Regions from separate parts of the Homo sapiens genome. Here region 1 is linked to region 2. A link is an interaction called in ENCODE POLR2A ChIA-PET data of the cell type or tissue named here. Cell type or tissue: Panc1. All regions are shown on one strand.

Region 1 (5,000 bases), 1.1 Mb before region 2:
CTCCCTATCTTGTTAGTGTAGTCGTTATATTTTTCATTACAAGTTTTATGCAAATCCTCTAGTTTTCCTTGATTAGGTTTACATGAATACATTGTAATTATAGACTGGGTGTTATTAATATATGTGATTAAACATGTAATTAATATGTGTAATTACATAGAGTCATGGCAGAGCTGGGCTCTATGCTGATTTATTGTATAGGTGCTGCTTACACAAAGACACAGTTAGGATTTTATGCTGAATATTTTCTCACACTGTAAATCTACGGTGGTTTGTCACCAGGGTATATATGCTTTTTCATTTAAGAATCCTTTTTATGGTCATGGCAGCAAATGGATTATGATTGTTTTTTACTGTGGCTATATCAAATACTCCACCCAGAGAACCCATAGAAGAAAAGTTTGTCATGGTTCTGTGTATGCGAGCAACACTGCTGTATGCCAGCCACACCCTGGAATGCACAGATTTTACTCATTTGTTTGTTTGTTTATTAAATGTGTTAAGCTCCATGTTAAACTCATCTGTTAAATAACCTTTTTCTCTTCTGTCTCTTATGTGTTTGGTTACTTTCCTTCTTAGCTAAATTTCCCTTTTTTTAAACATCGAAGAGCACCTTTCTGCTTTTTTTGCCGTCATCTGTATGTCATGTTCTTGTCCATCTCATCATTTCACATTTTTTAAAGCTCTGTAAACAGACATAATGCACCCTCTGCTTCCTTTTCAGCATTTATTCTGTTGCTCTTCCCCCCACCCTCCCATTCTGCCTCTAGACTTTGTTTATTTTTCTTAGAGAGGAATTCTAAATTAAACAATGCAAGAAAATGAAAATGGCAAGGGTACAACATTATAGAGGACTAAAGGGGAATAGAAGTAAGTTACGTTATTGAAATCTCAGTGTGAGGGAATAATGAGGATAACACAGGTTAATTTTCCGATGTGTCCTTTACCCACATAATTGTCCAGGACATAGATGTTATCGGAGAGAAGCTAAGAAGCACAATTTGTAAGAGTCTTAAAAGGGTAATAGAAGACACACTTAGGCTTAGCATCGTTAATGGGCAGAGAGGTTCAGGTCATAGTTGATTTGAGTCTGCTCAAAACATTGTGCAGCATGTTGTATTCAGTGTTCTGGTTAGGATGTTGGGGATGGCCCAAGGGCCCAATAACTAACAGTGTATAATTTTGATTTGAGTGCTTAAGTAGATATGTTTTCCTGAAAAAACATGAGCAGTAAAGGTTGACTTGGATTTGTATGCGGCATGTTTCCAAGGGGGACCTGGGAACAGATGTGTTGTCTGTTCTGAAAGCATTGGGATGCATCCATGTTTTGCGTACAGACCCCCTTCTGTCTGGTGCACTCTGCCCTCTAAAAGCTTCCTGAATTGCTTTGTAAACAAGGCAGCTACTACAGCTGCAACTGTTGGGTTTGGACTTTTGCCAGCTTGAAATTTATCCCTGCCCTAATGCTATATATCTGGGAGCAGGCAGTGGAATTTTTTTTTTTTTTTCTTCAAGCTTATGGAAGCATTTGCTGAGGAAGATCGTCTTGAGGGTCAAGGAACCCAGATTCCTTAAAACTGCATGCATTCTCCGTGGATTATTTTGACCACCAGGTCAGATTTCAGCACCTTTCCTGAACTTTTCTCCAGTTACTTAGTTGGGTTACTGCTTCATTAAAAACCCATAATTCCTATGTCTTTTATCTTGGTGGGCCACTTGGATTCAAGAGGACTAGATTCAGCCCCTTGAGTGAATGAATGAAGATTGTTTCTCAACATTCCTTTCTTTGGTATGCTAATATTTAACAATGAAAGAAAAGAAAGACAAAACAAAACAAAAAAAACGAAAAATAAGGGATAAAGTGAAGAACGGGAATTCTTAAGAAATCTCCTTTGAGGATTAGCGCTACCTGGCAGTTGCTAAAGTGACTCTGTGCTGCATGGATTTTACATTGTCTTTGTGTGTTATGTAGAGAGGTGTTGTGATGTCTTCTTTGAGTGCCTGAAATGCCAGTGTTCTTGTAGAAATTGGAGTTGTGCTTTATTATATTCTTGACTTGTTGATGAATTTTCCATTTAAGCCTCTTTCTTCTTTCTTATCTGGCTTTTGAAGTCTCCTGCACAGGTGGATTCCTTTATGCCTTCTCACTAGATCAGGATTTTAAAAATGTTCATTGTTCATCTCTTCATATACGTTATAGCTGCCTGGGCTCCCTTTTTGACCTCCTTGGGCTGATGATGTGTGACATGTGACACTGTGCAACTAGAGTTGGTATTTGCCAATCTGTATGCTTTTGGTTTATTTCATATTACCGGATTAAAACGAAAATCTATTTCATTCCAGTAGCAGCAGAAAGCACAAAATCTTGAGGTTCCTGCCAATATTCTCTTTTTGGAACACTATCAAAAATGTAACTTTTCTGTTGGAATAAGTATTTTTCTGGCCAACATCTCCCCCTCTGCCCCTGGCTTCTGTGTGATGAAATAACATTGGCTTCTTTTAGCTCAAGATTTGGACTATTTAGGAGCCCTTTCACATAAGAAATGGATGTCTTAACTAATTTTCTTGGAGTAGAGTTGATTATGAATAAGTACTAGGAGGAGGGGCTATGTAGAACCTTTGTAATGTAATATGGCATAGTAAAAGCAGGACTAAATGAGATTTCTCAGGATTGGGATGGGGGCATATCCTTCCTATGTCATGTGATTTTAGGTCAGTAACCAACACAGTTGGGAACTTCTCCACAGCTTTTGGCCGCTCCACATCTTTGAAGAGTGCTGGCCTGCATAGTGGGATAGAAATCCAGGCCTTCATTGATTTATTCCTTTTGGTTTCAGTCCCAGATCTTGAACTGTGCAGGGATTTAAACTGATCAGGGACAGCCAACTAGCTGTAGTATAAAGAAATGAGCTGTTGTGCTTGGGGGAAAAATTGTTTGAAGAACTAAAAATGACACATTTCCTTTAGGCAGAGGAAAGTTAATACATTGGAGTGTTACTATTTTTTAAGGGGGACGTCATTCCATTCTCATTTCCAGTGTTCACATGTAAAAATAAGAAAGAGTGGGGCTTTTGTTTAAGCTGTTGCCAATACCAACATTTACCACCTCCTTTAGAGTTTTTTTTTAAAACGGCTCTGTTTGACTGAAAATTTGCTTAGGGCTGAAACTTGAAACTTGTCATTTAGTTTCTGAGCCTACAGGCAAATTACTACCACCCCCCAACACCCAGCCCTTTTAGAGCAAGAAGACTTTTTAGGAATTTGATAATTAAGGAGCTTTTTTGGCATTTAAAATTGCTTACCTTTCTTCAATACACAAAAACTCAACTCAACTCTGCCTTTTTTTTTTTTTTTTTTTTTTTTTTTTTTTTTAAATGACAGGGTCTTACTTTCCTTCTGTCACCCAAGCTGGAGTGCGATGGTATGGCTCACTGCAGCCTCGAACCCCCCCAGGCTCAGGTGACCCTCCTTCCTTGGCTTCCCAAGTTGCTAGGACCAAACGGCACACACCACCATACCTAGCTAATTTTTAAATTATCTGTAGAGACAGGGTCTCACTATGTTGCCCAGGCAATCTTCCTGCCTCTGCCTCCCAAAGTGTTGGGATTACAGGCATGAGCCACCGTTCCTGGCCAACTCTGCCTTTACATGATAGCTCATCCTTTCGAAGTTAAATTTGAAATAAAAGTGGTCCTCTTGGCTGGATTTTTGAAACCTTCCTAATGTGGAATATCAGATTGTTGGGTGCATATCTAGGCATTTTGGCAGCACTTAATGAAAACAAATGCTCCAGCCTTTCTATACCAAGATGCTGCTGGCCCACACACCATACCTGTGCTTTGGTTCTTTCTCCTTATGGTGATGGTAGATTTGCATTGAACTCATCCAGCGGTTCAGCTTCAAAGACCAAAAGCCAAGGTTAGGGAACCATAGAACTAAATTATTTTGCCTTGTGAAATTAATATTTCAGAGAAATGGATTCATTGTTAACATTATCAACCAATAGCACCCGCAGTCTTGGAAAAGTTCAGCGAAGAGGTGAATGGGGTCTTTTTTAGCCTTCGCCCAAACCTCTGTAGCATGTCTATGGCTAGAGTATGTTGATCTTTCAGGTAGTGAATCATTACAGTTAATCCTGGTGAAATTCAGCAGCAATCACACTTAATACTTTAGTGTGATATGGGAAAGTGCCTCTCTTGTACATACACCCGACACTAGATGATTACATTTTACCATGCTTCAACTGTGGGGGCATTTTATGACTATATATCACTTTTTTTCTTTTTTTTTTTTTTAAGACAGAGTTTCACTCTTGTTGCCCAGGCTGGAGTGCAATGGCATAATCTCGGCTCACTGCAACCTCCACCTCCCAGGTTCAAGTGATTCTCCTGCCTCAGCCTCCTGAAGTAGCTGGGATTACAGGCACCCACCACCATGCCCAGCTAATTTTTTTGTATGTTTAGTTGAGATGGGGTTTCACCATGTTGGCCAGGGTGGCCTTGAACTCCTGACCTCAGGTGATCCACCTGCCTCGGCCTCCGAAAGTGCTGGGATTAGAGGCGTGAGCCACAGCGCCTGGCCATATCACTTCTTAACATACAAATTGCTTAGTAATATATAACCTAATATTTATTCTTTATAAATATTTTATTATTTATTATAATAAGGTATATAATATTATGTAATTATATAAGTATTACATTATATAATTATAATGTATAAATATAATATATAATATTTATAAATATTTTGTAATGCAGATGCCTTTTAAAAGTGTATATTTCACATGTATTTATTCTTTAAATTTATTATGGAAATGGGATTTTGTTAGTTTAATCTTCAGTAAAGGCATCTTAAATGATCTGGATTTTTTTTAATTGTTTTGTTTTAAAAATCAAACCTCTTTAAAACATCTTAACATCTTTTATATATTCTGGGGTCTAGCATACTCCAGAGGGATTTGGTTAAAATTTTTCTGAATAGAAATCCTTAAGGAAGCG
Region 2 (5,000 bases):
ATGAGACCAGCCTGGACAACATAGTGAGACCTCATCTCTACAAAAAAATTTTAAAATTAGCTAGGCATGGTGGCGTGTGCCTGAAGACCTAGTTATTGGAGAGGCTGAGGCAGAAGGATCCCTTGAGTCCAGGAGTTCGAGACTATGATGAGCTGTGATCACATCCCTGCACTCCATCCAGCCTAGGCAACAGAGTGAGATCTATATCTCCAAAAAAAAAAAAAAAATCCCATATTTTCCCCAAATCCCTGTAATTTACATCATAGTGACAAAGAAAATATAAATATCAAAAAGACTAAAAATGTCTCACTTGAATTTTAAATAAAGCACATCAGTTTGAAAAACCTCAAACTTTAATAAAATTTAAAGTCAAAAAGAAAAAAAAAAAACTTTTCATTTTTTATTCCCCAATCCAGGGTGGAGGCATGTTGCCAGGAATTTTAAGGTCTAGGAGAAGGTAAAAAAGATCTACATCTGGTGTACAGACTGAACACCAGATCCAGAAAGTCTGTTACATGGAGAATGTAAAAACTATTAAGCAATACTTTCAAGGAAAGTTAATTAAAAAAGAAATTGAGTATATAATGTCTTTCTCCAAAAATCACCCAGTTCTTCATATATTGGGAGGTCTTTATCTCATGCATATTCACAGCATTCCCTTGAGTTAGGATCAGAATAGGTACTGTTTTAGAATTTCCACTTAAGTGGCCCTTTGAGGCTAAAAGTCTCCCTCAAGTCGCCTAGCAAATCAAGGTAGACTCAGGACAGCACTCCGGTCCTCTGGTTTCCTTTTGCTTGATCAAGTGAGACAGTGGATACAAAAGCACTTTGTAAACTGTGGAATCGCTATACCAATATTCGTTTTTATCCTAGTTAAATAAATGGGTGATGCCAAAAGGGCTGTGAAGCAACAACGAGAGACACAAAACCCAGTCGTGCCCTGAGACTCCATCTATATGACTCACATTAGTGGGGAGACATGCAGACAACAGACTTACCTAGGCAGAATATCTTGAAAAGATTTTTCAGAAGGTGCTTAAGAATCTGGCTTTCTGCAGAGTGCCTAGAACCAAACTTGTAATATTTTTCTAGGTAATCCCGAGGGTTAAAATGGCTTAGATAGGTGTCCTTGGAGGTGAAGCCTGATTCCATTATGTCTCACTTCTGTACCACTGGAGCACTGCCCTCCTTCTCTTTCCTCCAGAAGCCAGGGAGTGACCCTGCAGAAGTTGTCTTCCTGAGTCTCAGGCTAACAGCATTCCTTCCATCAGTTCAGCCCTTCTTTTAGAACAGATGGTTGGTTAAACACTAACAGAGAAATAGACCACAAATGTTCTGGCTGTTCTAGGAAATGATGAAATTCCCGGAGAAGGGAGCTTAGGCGAACGGGGGTGGAGGGTATGGTAGAGGGAGGGCCATGAGCTGTATGCAATGCTTGCCCAAGGGATGAAGGCCAGCCGCCAGGGATTGTAGACCAGAGGGAGCACTTGAGCTCGTCAGGAAAATTATTTAATGCATAGGACCCCAAAGTTCAGAGAGACAGGACATCCCCTAACAAGCACCATCATTCTTCTCGTTCTTGCCATGAATCTCCCAAGAAAAGGGGTCACGAAGAATGGTTTAAATTTAAACATGTAAAAGAAAGGAAAAAAAAGAAGGGAAAGATGAGGATAGGAAATGTATTCAGGGCTAAGGAATGTTGGCTGAAGAAGGAGTCTCAGATGAAGTCTGGAAAGAGTAATTTTAAAAGCCTGGATAAGGCTTTCTGTAAAATCTAGTCCAGCCAAACATCCCGAGACCCTCTCCTCATGCCCAGACTCTCTCTCCATCCCTGCCCTAGGCAACTGCAGCTTCACCGACCACTGCCATGACCCAGTGTCTGGCAAGCACCTCCTCCCTAAGCTTCCCCACTCCTTTCAGTCAATCCAAATCCTGATAGTTCTTTCAAAGTTAACTTTACTTCCTTTAAGAATTATTTAAGGCCGGGGGCGGAGGCTCATGCCTGTAATCCCAGCACTTTGGGAGGCTAAGGCGGGCAGATCACGAGGTCAGGAGATCGAGACCATCCTGGCTAACATGGTGAAACCCCGTCTCTACTAAAAAAAAAATACAAAAAATTAGCTGGGCTTGGTGGTAGGCACCTGCAGTCCCAGCTACTTGGGAGGCTGAGGCAGGAGAATGGCATGAACCCGGGGGGCGGAGCTTGCAGTGAGCCAAGATGGCGCCACTGCACTCCAGCCTGGGCGACAGAGCAAGACTCTGTCTCAAAAAAAAAAAAAAAAAAAAAAAGAATTCTTTAAATCCCCTTTTCTGAACTCACTTTGAGACAGAGTAGGGATGGGGCTTGGCTTCAGCTCACTCCCCGCTAAAGCATTCTTTCGTGCATTCCCACTGGTCACAAAACCCACACCACTACCTCACTGACAACATGTCCATTAGTCATCCTTTCACTTAATTCCAGGAACTGGCCTTAGGAGATAAACAATGTTGCCGGGTGTCCCACCTTGGGAAGGAATGCTGAATAATTGATTTACAGCCTTGTTGCCACTGGCCAGACCACCAGTTGGCCCATTCCTCAAGATAACCATTGCAACCAAGTAATGCTGACCTGCATACCCCACTTCTCGTATGCTTTGCCCAGCAGCACATCCTGCCTCTGACGTCAATTCCTGTGCTTTGCCTAATAAAAAAATCCCTACCGGTTTTTTCCAAGGAGTCAGCAAGCCAGAGAATTCGCTCTCTCTTTTGTTGTGGCCCTTATGCCAGGGCGTAAGTTCCAGTAAAGCATGTTTGGGAAGACTATTGGCCTTGTGTCAATTTCTATACACTGAGAGCCAAAAAACCCATGGTCAGTAACATTGTGGCCTTAGAATTTATTCTACCCAGCCAGGCACTTGATTTTTTTTTCTTTTTTCTTTTCTCCCTCTCTTTTTTTTTCGGTTGCTATTTATTTTTCTTTTTAAAAACTTTTTGTGGGTACAGAGTAGGTGTATATATTTATGGGTTACATGAGATATTCTGATAGAGGCCTGCAATACAAAATAATCACATCAGGGTAAATGGGGTATCCACCACTTCAAGTACTTATTTTTTGTGTGTTACAAACAACCCAATTATACTTGTCTAGTTATTTTTGAAGGTACAAATAAATTATTTTTTACTATATTCACCCTGTTGTGCTAGCAAATATTAGGTCTTATTCAATCTTTCTAACTTTTTTTTTTTTTTTTTGATGTGGAGTCTCACTCTGTCACCCAGGCTGGAGTGCAGTGACGCGATCTCAGCTCACTGCAACCTTCACCTCTTGGGTTCCAGCGATTCTCCTGCCTCAGCCTCCCAAGCAGCTGGGACTACAGGTGCACACCATCACGCCCAGCTAATTTTTGTATTTTTAGTAGAGACGGGGTTTCATCATATTGGCCAGGCTGGTCTTGAACTCCTCAGGTGTTCCGCCTACCTCGGCCTCCCAAAGTGCTGGGATTACAGGCGTGAGCCACTGCGCCTGGCCTCTAACTATTTTTTATACCCATTAATGATCCCCACATCCCCCCTACCCACCTCGCTACCCTTCCCATCCTCTCGTAACCATCCTTCTACTCTCTATCTCTGTGAGTTCAGTTATTTTAGTTTTTAGCTCCCATAAATAAGTGAGAACATGCAAAGTTTGTCTTTCTGTGCCTGGTTTATTTCACTCAACATTATGACCTCCAGTTCCATCCATGTTATTGCAAATGACAGGATCTAATTCTTCTTTATGACTGAATAGTACTCCATTATGTGTATTACCACATTGTCTTTATCCATTCATCTGCTAATGGACACTTAGAGTACTTCCAAATCTTGGCTATTGTGAACAGTGCTACAATAAACATGGGAGTGCTGATAGCTCTTGGATATACTGATTTCCTTTCCTTTGGGTATATACCTGGCAATAGGATTGCTGTGTCATATGGTAGCTCTATTTTTAATTTTTTGAGGAACATCCAAACCGTTCTCCATAGTGGTTGTACTAATTTACATTCCAACAGTGTACAAGGGTCCCCTTTTCTCCATATCCTTGCCAGCATTTGTTATTGTCTGCCTTTTGGATAAAAGCCATTTTAACTGAGGTGAGATCATATCTCGTAGTTGAGAAATGCAAATCAAAACTATGAGATATGATCTCACCTCAGTTAAAATGGCTTTTATCCAAAAGACAGACAATAACAAATGCTGGCAAGGATATGGAGAAAAGGGGACCCTTGTACACTGTTGGTTGGAGTGCACACAGCTCTATTCTGGCAATTCCAAATGGTAGCCTCTGCCCTTGAACTTAGATCAGTCATTGATCCTGCTCACCAAGTGTGTTGGGGTGGGGAAAGGGAGTAAAGGAAACCTGTGTGGTATTAAGATTGCCCATTGCAAGAAGTTGCATGTGGCAGGCAAATTGTCTCAGATTATTGCAACTGTTGTATCTTCAAATGTCAATTCACAGACCTAGGAGATGTAGAATGGAAGCAGGGTGTCTTTGTGGACTGACCCCAGGCACTGCTGCTGGAGCACAGACACTCCCTGCTTCTGCTGACTGCCCTAGTAATGGAGCACAGCAGGAGACATCCAGAAAGTCCAAAGATGTAAGTTGTTATCCTGGTTTGCTACTAGCAATTTGTAAAATGGACAACTGGAAAAACTAACTTTTGAGACTCTTAAGCCTCAGTTTTGGTGAGTAAAATGGCCTTAACAGTACGTATTTTACTATTCAATCTGAGGTATTGAGGAATTTCAATGATAGCTTTCCTTACATTGAATCCTTACCTTGGGAAATGTGCCTCATTCCCACTCATGGGTCAATTTACCAGGGAATTTTAGACATAGTGGTGATATAGCATATATGTGGCCTTGATATTGTACCCATTTCCCCTCACTCCATCATTAATTTTTTTCTACCCTCTCCAGAAATTTCCAAGATTTACAGTCAGAATCAGATTTTTTATTATAGATAGGAATCTGTTTCCTTGTAA

The links. Peaks named below come from ENCODE experiments on the same cell type or tissue, not always from the same donor. Only the 100,000 strongest peaks of a DNase experiment are listed, where the experiment ranks them.
Region 1: POLR2A ChIA-PET joins it to region 2 with 15 read pairs; 2 of 35 experiments call an interaction of 5 or more read pairs at or near these places.

Annotation. Positions count from the first base shown.
Region 1 is chr11:115,406,246-115,411,245 of GRCh38, reverse strand. The region is part of intron 1 of CADM1 (cell adhesion molecule 1); the gene reads left to right. Among named protein-coding and RNA genes, the nearest start is that of CADM1-AS1, 12 kb to the right of the region's middle. In Panc1, no CTCF peak of the experiment used is centred here; no DNase peak of the experiment used is centred here.
Region 2 is chr11:114,292,709-114,297,708 of GRCh38, reverse strand. NNMT (nicotinamide N-methyltransferase) reads right to left here and starts at 1,310. Exons shown (of 3, transcript NM_006169.3): 1 at 999-1,310. The coding sequence starts at 1,152. RefSeq lists an enhancer at 1,334-1,834. In Panc1, no CTCF peak of the experiment used is centred here; a DNase peak (open chromatin) is centred at 2,656; H3K4me3 peaks cover 347 bases.